Regions from separate parts of the Homo sapiens genome. Here region 2 is linked to region 1. Evidence: chromatin contacts called from ENCODE Hi-C data. All regions are on one chromosome and are shown on one strand. The core of a region is the stretch at or near the end of the contact, and the rest is flanking DNA. Distances in the headings are between cores, read along the strand shown. Region 1 overlaps SLK (STE20 like kinase). Region 2 holds the start of CFAP43 (cilia and flagella associated protein 43).

Region 1 (6,325 bases), core at 1,282-3,781:
TATATAGTTTTGACTTATATATCTCTAATATTAGTGACGTTGAGCATCTTTTCATGTGCTTATTGGCCATTTGTATATCTTCCTGGGAGAAATACCTGTTCGGCTCCTTTGCCTATTTTTGAATTGGGCTAGTTGTGGGTTTTTTTTGTTGTTGTTGTTGTTGTTGTTGAGTTTTAGGAGTTGTCTGTATATTCTGGATATTAATCCTCATCAGATACATGATTTGTAAATATTTTCTGTCACTTTATAGGTTGCCATTTTACTGTAATATTGTCTTTTAAAATGTATAACATTTTACAATTTTCATCAAGTCCAGTTCCGTGTTTTCTTTTGTTGCCTGTGCTTTAGTGTCATATCTCAGAATTCATTGTCAAGTCCAGTATCATAAAGCTTTTGCCTCATGCTGTCTTCTGAGAGTTTTATAGTTTTAGGTCTTACATTTAGGTTTTTCTTTGGTCCATTTTGAGTTAATTTTTGTTTATGGTGTTAGGTAAGGGTCCAACTTCACTGTTTCACATGTGGATATTCAGATTTCCCAGTACCATTTTTTGAAAAGACTGTCCTTTTCTCATTGACTGGTCTTGGAACCCTTGCCAAAAATCATTAGACCATATATATGCCAGTTTTTTTTTTTCTGGTCTCTATTCCATTGGTTTATATTTCAGGACTGCACTGTTTTGATTACTGTAGCTTCGTAGTAAGTTTGAAATCAGGAAGTGTGAGTCTTCAAGCTTTGTTCTTTTTCAAGATTATTTTGGCTATTCAGGGTCCATTGAGATTCCATGTGAATTTTGGGATAGGGTTTTCTATTACTGCAAAAAATGTCATTGAGATTTTGATAGGGATTGCATTGAATCTGTAGATTGCTTTGGGTAGTATTGACATTTTAACAATATTAGGCCTCCAATATATGAACATGGGATGTGTTTTTATTTATGTCTTTGATTTCTTCCAGCATTGATTTTTTAGTTTTCATTGTACAAGTCTTTCATCTCCTTGGTTAAGTTAATTCCCAAGTGTTTTATTCTCTTTGATGCTATCGTAAATGGGATTGTTTTCCTTACTATTTAAAAGTCTTTATTTTTCTTGAATTAATTTCCAGACGTGGTACATTTTTTGTCTTATTTTAAAATATATTTTTGAAATTGTCTTTTTGTGTTCTGTTTTTCATCTTTTCCAACTATGCAATCTATGCACATTTCCTCAGCTTCTTTATTACACAGTTGTGTTTGTTTCTGCATATTCATGCTGCTCAGAGTCAATAAGTCCTTGCAATAAGCAGGAAAACTGTGTGATCTGAGAATTGGTAAAACATTTTGGAAACTGCAGACTTAGCCAAATTTAACTTATTACTGACACCATTTTGTTGCTATATTTTGACTGACCAGTGACTAAATTTTGAATACCTAACCAGAACAATATAAATAAAATAGAGTTTGGGAATGTGAAGAAAATATAAGGAGAATATAAAGTATATTTCTTTCTCTTTTGCAGATTTCAGGAAATGACATAATCCTTGGAATTTCTGTAATATTTTACAGAAATTACAGAAAGAATATGTACAGTCGATCCTCATTATTTGCAGATTTTGTATTTGTGAATTTGCCTACTTGTTAAAGTTTACTTGTAGTCCTAAAATCTATACTTGCGGCACTTACTTGGTTATTTGTGTGTATGCGCAAAGCTGCAAAAAAATTTGACTCCTCTAGCAAGCACATTCCCAGCTAAACTTGAACAAGGTGACACTGCCTTGATTTCACCTCTCATGAAGAGATGACCAGAGGACGGAGACAGCAGAGGGCAGTGTAGTGAAGTGCAAGAAGGTCTGGCTGTGGGGGCCAGTTGGATAGGGTTTGAATCCCAAGTCTGACATCTGTTTTTGGGATGGCCTTCCGCAAGTCACTTAACACTTATACACCTCATTTCTCTTTTGTAAAATAAAGAAAGGAGAATCTCCCTGGATGAATTGTTTTCAGGATTTAAGAATATAATAATCTATGTGAGGGGTGTGTGTATGTGCATGGTTTTCCCTATGAACAATGTTTCAGTAGTCGCTAATTCAGTGCTTGCAGTGATTTTATAAAACATAACTACCACAAATAATGAGAATTAACTCTGTGTGTTTGCTAAATGATGATGAATGATTTTATTCTTTTTTAATATTGATACTTGTTCCTACCAAAATCTTAGCAGGACTGAAAAGATCACCATAATTTGCATGTAATTTAAAACAGATAACAGTATGAACAGTCTAAAAGTATATGCTTCCTTCAGTGCGGTTTCCTCTCTCTTCACTTAATAGCTTTTTGGAACTTTGGATATTTATTACCCAAACGTTTACTCTACTCTGTACCTTAGCTCTCCCATCTGTGTTGCTCATAGGTTTTGAAGGATTATGCCAGTTCTTAATCTCAGTTCCAAATACGCCCTTCTATGCTTTGTGATGCTGGTTCAAAGACTGCAGATCACATTTCTGCCTTGCTAGCAGCTCATTTCTGTTTCAAAAGTATAGGGCACTAGAGGGAGGCTGCAAGGAGAAGGAGGAAGAAATGACTTACACCTTTGTCTTGTTTCCTGTGAACTTCCTGTCTGCTTGTTACTTTGACCATCACCCTTGTAGAGGTTTTTTTTTTTTTTGCTCCAGCATCAGCAGTTTCTTTCTGTAGCAGCTGTTGAATACAGTTTGTAGTTTTTCCAACACTCACAGAACTAACCTCATCATAACCCTTCATAACACCAGCACCAGTTGGCTGGTACCCTGTTCCTCAAAAGTTTGGGTCGCAGTCTCACAGGACCCCTCTTCAGAGACAACAGCACCAGCTGAGCAGCACTCTGTCCTCAGAGGTCCGTCTGAGTTTCAGCTCTGTGGAACCCTTCCTCCAAGCTTCTGAATTTTAATAATTCCAATCTTTTCCCTTTGTTCCCATAGTCCTAGGGGTGGTAGCTTTTGCCTGTAGTTGTTACCTCCCTGATCCTTTGTATTATTTTTTCAGTTGGCAACAGAGTTAGTCATTGTTTTTATTAAATTTCTCTATTAAAATAATCAATGTGATTTTCCTCCTGTCTGGACCCTAACTGATACAAGGATTAAATAAGTTACTAAATGGAAAGTGCAGAGAACAGTGCCTCTTCTAATAGCACGATGGATATTACTATATACGATAACATACTTGAAATAATTTGAGATTTTTCTTACTGATTTCTTTGCAAAATACTAATATTTCCAATTTATATAGGTAAAAACATTAAAATAATCATTGAATTTTATTGATATTAATATGCTCAAATATCACCTCGGTTAGACCTAACTTAACTACCCTATTTAAGTTGTAAACTCTGGCCTGTGTGCTCTCATACCCCATTTCCTCATCTTATTTTATGTTTTTTGAGACAGAGTCTCAGTCTGTCAACCATGCTGGAGCGCAATGGTGCAATCTTGGCTCACTGCAACCTCTCCCTCCTGGGTTCAAGTGATTCTTGTGCCTGAGCCTCCTGAGTAGCTGGGATTACAGGCGTGCACCACCACACCGTGCTAATTTTTGTATTTTTTGGTAGAGACAGTATTTCGCCATTTGTCCATGCTGGTCTCGAACTCTTGGGCCCAAGTGATCTGCCCACCTCGTCCTTCCAAAGTGCTGGGATTCCAGGCATGAGCCACCGCGCTCAGCCTTCTCATCTTTCTTATTAGTTTACTTTTTCCCACAGTACTAATTGCTAATATACTGATTTATTTGTTGACTGTCCACTCCCCAAAATTGTAAGTACCCCAGCACAGAGAGATTTTGCATATTTGCACATTGTCAGCATCTAGAACAGTAACCTAACATATAGAAGGCACTCAGTAAGTATTTGTTGGAAGAATGAATGGATTTCAGCAGATCAACTCTTTTGGTCAAGATTTGACCAAGATTTTTAATAGATTTTTATGCAGTAGTTCCCCCTTATCCGAGGTTTCACTTTCCATGGTTTTATTTACCTGCAGTCTGAAAATAGGTGAGTACAGTACAGTAAGATGTATTGAGAGACATCATTCACATAATTTTTATGATAGTATATTGTTACAGTTGTTCTATTTTATTATTATTGTTGTTAGTCTCTTACCGTGCCTAATTTATAAATTAAACTTTATCATAAGTATGTATGCAAGGAAAAAACATAGTATACATAGGGTTTAGTACTATCCAAGGTTTCCAGCATCCTCTGGGGGTCTTGGGATGTATTCCCTGGGGATAGAGGGGACGGCTGTATTACGTTTCTTTTCTAGAGCACATTTCGCTGGGGTGTTGTTTGTCTTTGTGTTTTCTGCAGCTTGGACCAGTGCCTTGTAGTGGATGTTCATGAACATTTTGAGTTGTTCGTGAACAATTTGAGTTGTTTAGTTTTTACATTTTATGGTTAAATGTTCTTACACACTGGACAATTAGGCTCTTCTTCTTTTGGTGGGGGGAAGAATACCTCAGCCTTGAGATGAAATCAACCAGATTGATAGAATCAGTCCCAGTGATTATTTTTTCTTTTTATTCCTTGTTTTTTAGATTCCTTTTGTATTTATCTTACATATTTTTTGTTTGTTTGTTTGTTTGCCTTTGATTGACTAACACCTCTGTGGGACTGAAATCATCTCTGTTTTCTGTGCTGGTCTTTCAGTTTCCAGCTAAAAATTTTATTAAAATATATTCTTCACTATGAAATACTATATAATGTTAGAAAATGTAAAAATATAGAAAGAAAATAAATGAAGATTTAAAAATTATTCCTGTACTCACCACCCAGGGAATACCTTCTGTTCAAACAAGAGTAATATGAGGGTGTAATTTTTTTAGAATATGAAACCAGTATGGAACTTTCAGACAACTTATGTTTCCCAGTATCCCTCATTTGTTTATGTAATGTGGCCAAGCTCTACTGATGATTCATGAAAATAAAAACAGTGATTTTAGGTGATCATGACTGATATTTGAAATCTTTTTATCAACAGAAGTTATATTTTTAAATTAAGATTGGGATTTGTTATTCCATTTTTGTTTTTAACATTTGTTTAGTTCAGTAGTGCCCATCCTCTTTGGCACCAGGGACTGGTTTCATGGAAGACAACTTTTCCACAGACTGGATGCGGGGATGTTTTGGGGATAATTCAAGTGTGTTATGTTTATTGTATACTTTGTTTGTATTATTACTACATTGTAATATATAATGAAATAATTACACAACTCACCATAATATAGAATTAGTGGGAGCTCTGAGCTTGTTTTCCTGCAACTAAATGTTCCCATCTTGGGCTGATGGGAGACAGTGACAGATCATCAGGCGTTAGATTCTCATAAGGAGCACACAACCTAGATCCCTCACATACGCAGTTCACAATAGGGTTCACAGTTCACGATAGAGTTCATGCTCCTCTGAGAAGCTAATGCTGCTGCTCATCTGACAGGAGACAGAGCTCAGGTGGTATTGTGAGCAATGGGGAGTGGCTCTGAATACAGATGAAGCTTTGCTTACTTGCCTGCTGCTCATCTCCTGCTATGCGGCCTGGTTCCTAACAGGCCGTGGACTGGTACTGGTTTGTGGCCCTGTGGTTGGGGAACCCCGGGTTTAGTTATTTCATTAAGCCTTTATGTGAAGAGTTTTTTTTTTTTTTTTTTTTTTTTCCCTGAGACAGAGTCTTGGTCTGTTGCCCAGGCTGGAGTGCAATGGCACGATCTCGGCTCACTGCAACCTCTATCTCCTGGGTTCAAGCAATTCTGCTGCCTCAGGCTCCCAAGTAGTTGGGATTACAGGCATCCGCCACCATGCCTGGTTAATTTTGTATTTTTAGTAGGAATGGGGTTTCACCATGTTGGCCAGGCTGGTCTTGAACTCCTGACCTTGTGATCCGCCCGCCTTGGCCTCCCAAAGTGCTGGGATTACAGGCATGAGCCACCACGCCTGGCCTATGTGAAGAGTTTTTATGCCTTTAGATATTAGGTAGATAAGCTCTTTTTTAAAAATACTTTATGTCCCAGTTATATTAGTGTAGAGAATAGTGTCACACACTTGTAAATATTTATTTCAGTTTTGTTTTTTTAAAGTTTTTTAGAACTAGATCCTGATGAGTAATCATGTTATTTTCAAGCAATAATTTGAGGCACTATTCTTTTAATGTAACTTTTATTATTTATATTAAACCAAATGATATCATTGTTGGTATAATCAATATATGACAGAATTTGTTACTGTGAGGAATTTTAGAGGTTATCTAGTGTGAGTTATTTTTCTTCCTTCATGCCAGCCCATTCACAAGTATAAAAGATACATCTTTAAAATCTCCAGGACATCAGTCAATTAA
Region 2 (6,325 bases), core at 2,769-5,268, 250 kb after region 1:
TTACTCAGCTTTTATATACTTTAGATTCTGTCCCAAGTCTTCAACTCTCCCACTGATTTGGTGATCCCTGCACCAGTGCCATACTTCTAATTACTATGGCACCATAATATTAAAATGACCCTCTGCCTTGCCATCATTCTCTTTCAAATTATTCTCATTCTCTATGTTTTATTTTCCCAGATGAATTTTGGAATCATTTGAGTACTCCTTGCTGTCTAAAACATAGGATAAACCTACAAATTACTTTCTATGACAAATCTCAGAAATATATTTATAATAACCAGGCTTTCCATCCAGGAATATATTTCTATATATTTAAATATTTTAAATCAATGATTTTTGTAGTTTTCTTCCCCTAGGTCACTCACACTTTTTTTTGAATTATTTCTAAGTATGTATATGTTCTAATTGTATGGGTACTTATTTCAAAACCAGCATCTTACTGAGCATTCTTTTGTTAGTCCTAGCAGACTATCGCATTATCCATCATCCCCTTTCCCATAGCTATATTTTTTTCAGTTTTATATTTTGTTGCATTGGCTAGAACTTCCAGGTTGATATTAAATAATAGTGATAACAGGTCTCTCTGATTAATATTACTGATTAGTATTACTGGGAATTCCTTTAGGGCATCATTATTCAGTAAGACTCCTGGGTATTGGTTTGAACTAACTTTCAATTGGTTCAAACAGAACTACAGCCAAATAACCAACCTGGGGAAATTTTAAAGATAAAGGGTATAGTCCACCTAGATAGTCCCCAACATGTGAATGGGTTATGTTTTGAAAATTGTCTTAAACTGTTGAGAATGCAAATTTCACCACAAACAAAGTATTATAAATTATAGTGAAGTTCCCTGACTTCATCCAAACACTTATTTGACCCTTAAGACTACAGAGCTAAGTCCAGCCTCAAGCATGAGCTTTCTGCCCATGGGGTGTTAAATGAAGGAATCATTAGCTGGTGGCTCCAGCAGACGTGCAGCAGCTCAGTGTGGGTCAGCTGTATCTAAGAAAGAGTCATTAGGCCGGGCACAGTGGCTCACGCCTGTAATCCCAGCACTTTGGGAGGCGGAGGTGGGTGGATCACTTGAGGCCAGGAGTTCGAGACCAGCCTGGCCAACATGGTAAAACCCCATCCTCTGCCAAAAACATAAAAAAAAAAAAAAAAAAGCCGAGCATGGTGGCGCACACCTGTAATCCCAGCTACCTGGGAGGCCAAGGCAGGAGAATCACTTGAACCCAGGAGGTGGAGGCTGCAGTGAGCCAAGATCATGCCACTGCACTCCAGCCTGGGTGATAGAGCCAGACTCTGTTAAAATAAAATAAATAAAATAAACACTAATAATTCAAATGGTAGGCAACATTGAGCACTTGGCATACATACACATACAGCATATTATATATTTTCATCTATCATCATCACCGCAGCCTTCACATTAGACACCATCTTTATCCCTATTTCATGAATGAGGAAATTGAGGCTCAGAGACTTGACTTTAGAAGCTATACAAACATCAATTCACCTGGATTTTCAACAAATATTAGGAAAGAAAAAAAAGTCATTGCTCTGAAAAAGGCAATAGTCTTCTAGCCCAGTGCTTCTCAAAGTTTAATGTGCATATGAATCACCTGGGAATTTTGTTAAAATGCAGATTCTGATTGAGTAGCTCTGATGTGGGAGCCAAGTTTCTGCATTTATAACAAGCTTCCCAGGTAGCACCAATGTTGCTGGTAAACAGACCACACTTTGAACAGCAAGGCTCTAGCTAACATAATTTAAATCCTCAGTGATCAGCTTGATTCCTTCTTTAAAAATGTATATTAAAAAAAAAAATGGGGCCAGGCGTGGTGGCTCATGCCTGTAATCTCAGCACTTTGGGAGGGTGAGGCAGGCGGATCACTAGGTCAGGAGTTGGAGAACAGCCTGACCAACATGGTGAAACCCCATCTCTACTAAAAATACAAAAATTAGCTGGGCGTGGTGGTGCGCACCTGTAATCCCAGCTACTCAGGAGGCTGAGGCAGGAGAATCACTTGAACCTGGGAGGCAGAGATTGCAGTGAGCCAAGATCGCACCACTGCACTCCAGCCTAGGCAACAGGGCAAAACTCCATCTCAAAACAAACACAAAAAACAAACAAAAAAAACCTTTCAAAAAATAAATCTTCACTTATAATAGATTTAGTCAACTCTTTAAACAAAATCCTTCAATTATGGGCAGAGGAAGGGTTCTCTAGAATACCTTTCAATTTGGTCCTTCTGGTCAATCCTGGAAAGCTGTATACGTAGATGAGAGGTTTTAGCTTCCGGTCAGAAAAAGCCACAACTTCACAGGGGATGTTAGTTGCCATGACGCCCACAATTCCATTACTACACTGCAGTACAGTCTTTTTCTTGGTTTCAATATTAATAAATATTACATAATTCCCACAAGGGTAGCAAATGGTGTTGTCGTTGACAAAATGAACATTCTGCTTAGGGAATCCTTGCACCCATCTTTGGGAAAAGATATGTCAACATCAATATAATACATTTCAAATACTTTTTTTTTTTTAACAAAGCAAAGGGTCATCAAAATCTTTGAAACATTTCTATTTTCATGTCCTTTCTGCCCCCAATTTCTAAGATAAAAGAACACACATGCTGGCTGTGAGATCCATTTGAGTCAATGAATTATAGAAATTTAAATGTAGACCTAAAGTTCCGTAGGTCTCCCAGGCCTTCTTCAGATAACTTTTTCAGCAAAGGAAACTCTCTGACCAAACCTGAGAAAGTCTCAGAAGGACTTCTGGGGTCTTCTATACTTGGAAGACAAAAAGTGAAAATAACAGAGAAAAGAGCTTGATCTCAACACAGTGGCATCCTGGGCCATTCTTTTATAATTAGTTTGATTTTTTTAAATAAACTTTAAAAAACAACTTTGCATAGGACAGCCTGCTTTGTGGTTGTTAGCAGAGTAGGAAAATTGCTTATTTACACAGATGAAGAGTATGTGGCCATATTTTAGATTTAAAAATACAGATAAACGTAGAAAATAAAAGGAATGAAGTCGACGTGAATGAAAGGCTAGCACACAAAAAGAACATACTCTCAAGTAAGGAGTGCGTGCTAGGTGTATGCTAGAAAGGAGAGGAGATGAAGGAGATTCTATTTTTATTTAAATATTAAAGGTATGCTTGAAGATGGTGGAAAAGGCAAGTGAAGGACACTGGTTTGGTGAGAAACCTCGAGACATTAGAGTGTCCAGGACTAGCAGGGGATGCTGTATAGAGTGGAGGTGGGGGCTGGGAGGAACACTCTAGAATGTAGGGGAAAAAATGCCACCTATATCTGCGCAGTGCTTGATGCTTTTCAAAGGCTACTATAAATGCAAATAAATCCAAAGCTAGTGGATAGGAGTTAGAAGGAAAGGATTCAGGGACCTAACTTTGGGGAAAATCACCAAAGGTAGCAAGGACGGGATCCGGGCTGTCGCCAGGTGGAGGGGGAGGGGGATGTGATCAGAAGACCCGGATCACTAGCGGGAATCCTGAGCTAGAAGGAAGAGATGAAGGGTGCAGGGGACGTTGCTGGGTAAGAGACGGAGGGTCAGGGTCGCAGAATAAGGAGTGGGAAAGACAACTGGGGACGGGGTCAAGGAACAAGGGGATGGGGAGCGGACAGGGGAGGTCACACGGGGAGGGAGGCTGAGGGAAGGCACTGGGGGCAGAGGGGAAGAGGTCGAAGCTGCGGGGAAAGCCGCCCTAAGGAACCGGAGGGAGAGGAGGGAGGAGGGGACTTGGGGCAGGAGGTTCCGCGAGACCCAGATCGGTCGCGGGGCCGTGAACACCGCACCTCACGGACAAGGACGCGCCGCCGGCGGAGTGGGGGCCTTCGTCGCGCTCCCGGCCTTGCGCCATGGGCAGTGTTTTCCTCAGGCGGGAGCAGGCAGCGCACGCAGCACCCCAGGGCGGGTCGGTTACCTTTCCGCCGCCGCGGGGCTGCGGGCCGCGACGCCGCTGCTGTGTACACCCGTATCCCGGAGACCGTAAGCCCCGCGCCCATTGGCTCTGCGCTTTGGCCCGCTCCCTTCTGAGCCGAGCAGATTGGTGGAAGGTCTGCCGCTCTCGGCCAATGGGTGAGCGGCAAGCCAAGCGAGGGGCGGGCCCCTTGCTGTTCAAAGTGTGGTCTGTTTACCAGCAACATTGGTGCTACCTGGGAAGCTTGTTATAAATGCAGAAACTTGGCTCCCACACCAGATCTACTCAATCAGAATCTGCATTTTAACAAATTTCCCCAGGTCCGGGCCAATAATTGCAAGTAAGACTCATGCCTACAATCTCCGCGCTTTCGAAGGTCAGAGCGGGAGGATCGCTTGAGGCTAGGAGTTGAAGACCAGCCTGGAAGACATAGCGAAACCTGCCGCGCCCGTGCCGCATCTCTACAAAAAAATTTAAAAAGCAGCCGGGCATGGTGGTGCACGCCTGTAGTCCCAGCTACTTGGGAGACTGAAGTGGGAGGATCGCTTGAGCCCAGGAGTTCAAGGCTGCGGTGAGCTGGGATGACGCCACAGCACTCCAGCCTGGGCGACAGAGCGAGACCTGTCTCTAAATAAATAATTATTTTTAAAAATCAATAAATTTCTAAACAGACTTTCATTTAGAGTGCTGACTGTGCCAAACATTGTTGCAACGTCTTCACATCTCCCATCAGCCCCATTTTACAGATAAGTAACGTGAGGAAAAGAGAAGCACATAATTTGTCCATGGCTACAAAGTTGAGTGGGACTTTATTTATTTATATTATTTATTTATTTATTTTTGAGATAGGGTCTCACTCCGTTGCCCAGGCTGGAGGGCAGTGGCTTGATCTTGGCTCACTGCAACCTCCATCTCCTGGGTTCAAGCGATTCTCCTGCCTCAGCCTCCCAAGTAGCTGAGATTACAGGCACGTGCTACCATGCCCAGCTAATTTTTTGTATTTTTAGTAGAGACGGGTTTTCACCATGATGACCAGGCTGGTTTCAAATTCTTGACCTCAAGTGATTCGCCCGCCTTGGCCTCCCAGAGTGCTGCGATTACAGGCGTGAGCCACCTTGCCCAGCCCTGAGTGGGACTTAAACGCAGGTCTAGCTAATTTAGAGCTCCAAGCCCTTAAGTACCATATAACACTTTGAAATGTACCCTCTTGCTTCCTCAGGGAAGCAGACAGCTCTGGAAGTAACCTGATTGAATGGTCGGCAGCTTGTCATTCCTTCTTCTCTCCCATACCTTCCCTTAGACTCCCTCCCTTACCCTTCTTCCTTTCCCTTCAGTCGTCTTCCCTTCTCTACCCTTCCCTTCCTTTCTTTAGGTCTTTCCTTCCTGTCTTGCTTTCTTCTCTCCATTTCTTTCACAAATATTTACAGAGCATCCCGCATGCATTCATGCATGTGCTAGTCACTTGGAAAAAATAGAAAAACAAATAAAGTTTCTTCCTTCTTGGAACTTAGAGACTGGTGGGATCCAGGGAGTTGGGCTAGATATCCACATGGTCTCAGATGGTCTGTGTAAGTTGTGAAAGGATTTATGAAAGTGATTTTATGCAAGAAATGTTGTACAATTCACGGATTGTTAGGCCTCCTAAATGCTTCATACAATGCCCTATGACTCTTACTGTACAACTTGCCTGCTTAAGTAAGGGTGAGCCCTGTGGACATGTGGAGTTAGCTATGCCCTCTAGCTATGCTAGAGAGTCAGCTGTTATCTGCACTTCTGCCTGTTGTGTCCTAGGCTAGGCTCCACACCTAGTACACAATTAAAATCTCTTACTTACCAAGGTTTTCACCAAAAATAAAAGTTGCAAAAAGTTAACATTATAACATGTAATTAAAACTACTAAAGAAACAGTTTTACATGCAAGGTGTGTAAAGAAAGTAAAATGTGTTTTTGGTGAAAGATTATAAGAAGTAATGGGAATGTGGATTTTTCTCTGCCTACATTTAAGTGTTAAAGGATTGCTTTAAGTAAAAAAAAAAACTAAAGGTTTAAATAAGTTGTGGAAGGTTTATAAAAATTAATTGTAAGAGATTCTGTATGTGAACATACTGGCTAAAGTTACAGGGGTATTATTCAGTTTTTCGATAAATTAAACATTGGAATAAAAGCACAACAGGTTTTTCTTAGAGTTGATCTGCTCTTTCACACACACACACACACACACACAATTGTAAAGGGTTATACGAGGTTTATAAGACTCTTACCTTATGGTTAACATTAAAATTGGGTAAATATGTCTATAAGGTTTTATTAAAAATTGGGTTTAACATTAATAGCACATTAATGTAAAGGTAAAATTTGGCTTAT

The links. Hi-C counts contacts between places; a loop is a spot of excess contacts on that map. Pooled maps may share reads with other maps.
Region 2: a pooled map shows a loop between it and region 1 (5-fold over the local background). The contact joins the promoter of CFAP43 here to the enhancer-like site in region 1. A Hi-C loop is called at or near these places in 7 of 50 pooled maps.

Annotation. Positions count from the first base shown.
Region 1 is chr10:103,981,045-103,987,369 of GRCh38, forward strand. All of the region lies in intron 1 of SLK (STE20 like kinase), which reads left to right. Among named protein-coding and RNA genes, the nearest start is that of SLK, 17 kb to the left of the region's middle. Within about 2 kb of position 2,532, at least 7 of the 41 ENCODE cell types and tissues checked have a DNase peak (open chromatin) inside an H3K27ac peak, as active enhancers do.
Region 2 is chr10:104,228,346-104,234,670 of GRCh38, forward strand. CFAP43 (cilia and flagella associated protein 43) reads right to left here and starts at 4,019. Exons shown (of 38, transcript NM_025145.7): 1 at 3,837-4,019; 2 at 2,245-2,498. The coding sequence starts at 3,901. RefSeq lists an enhancer at 3,846-4,140.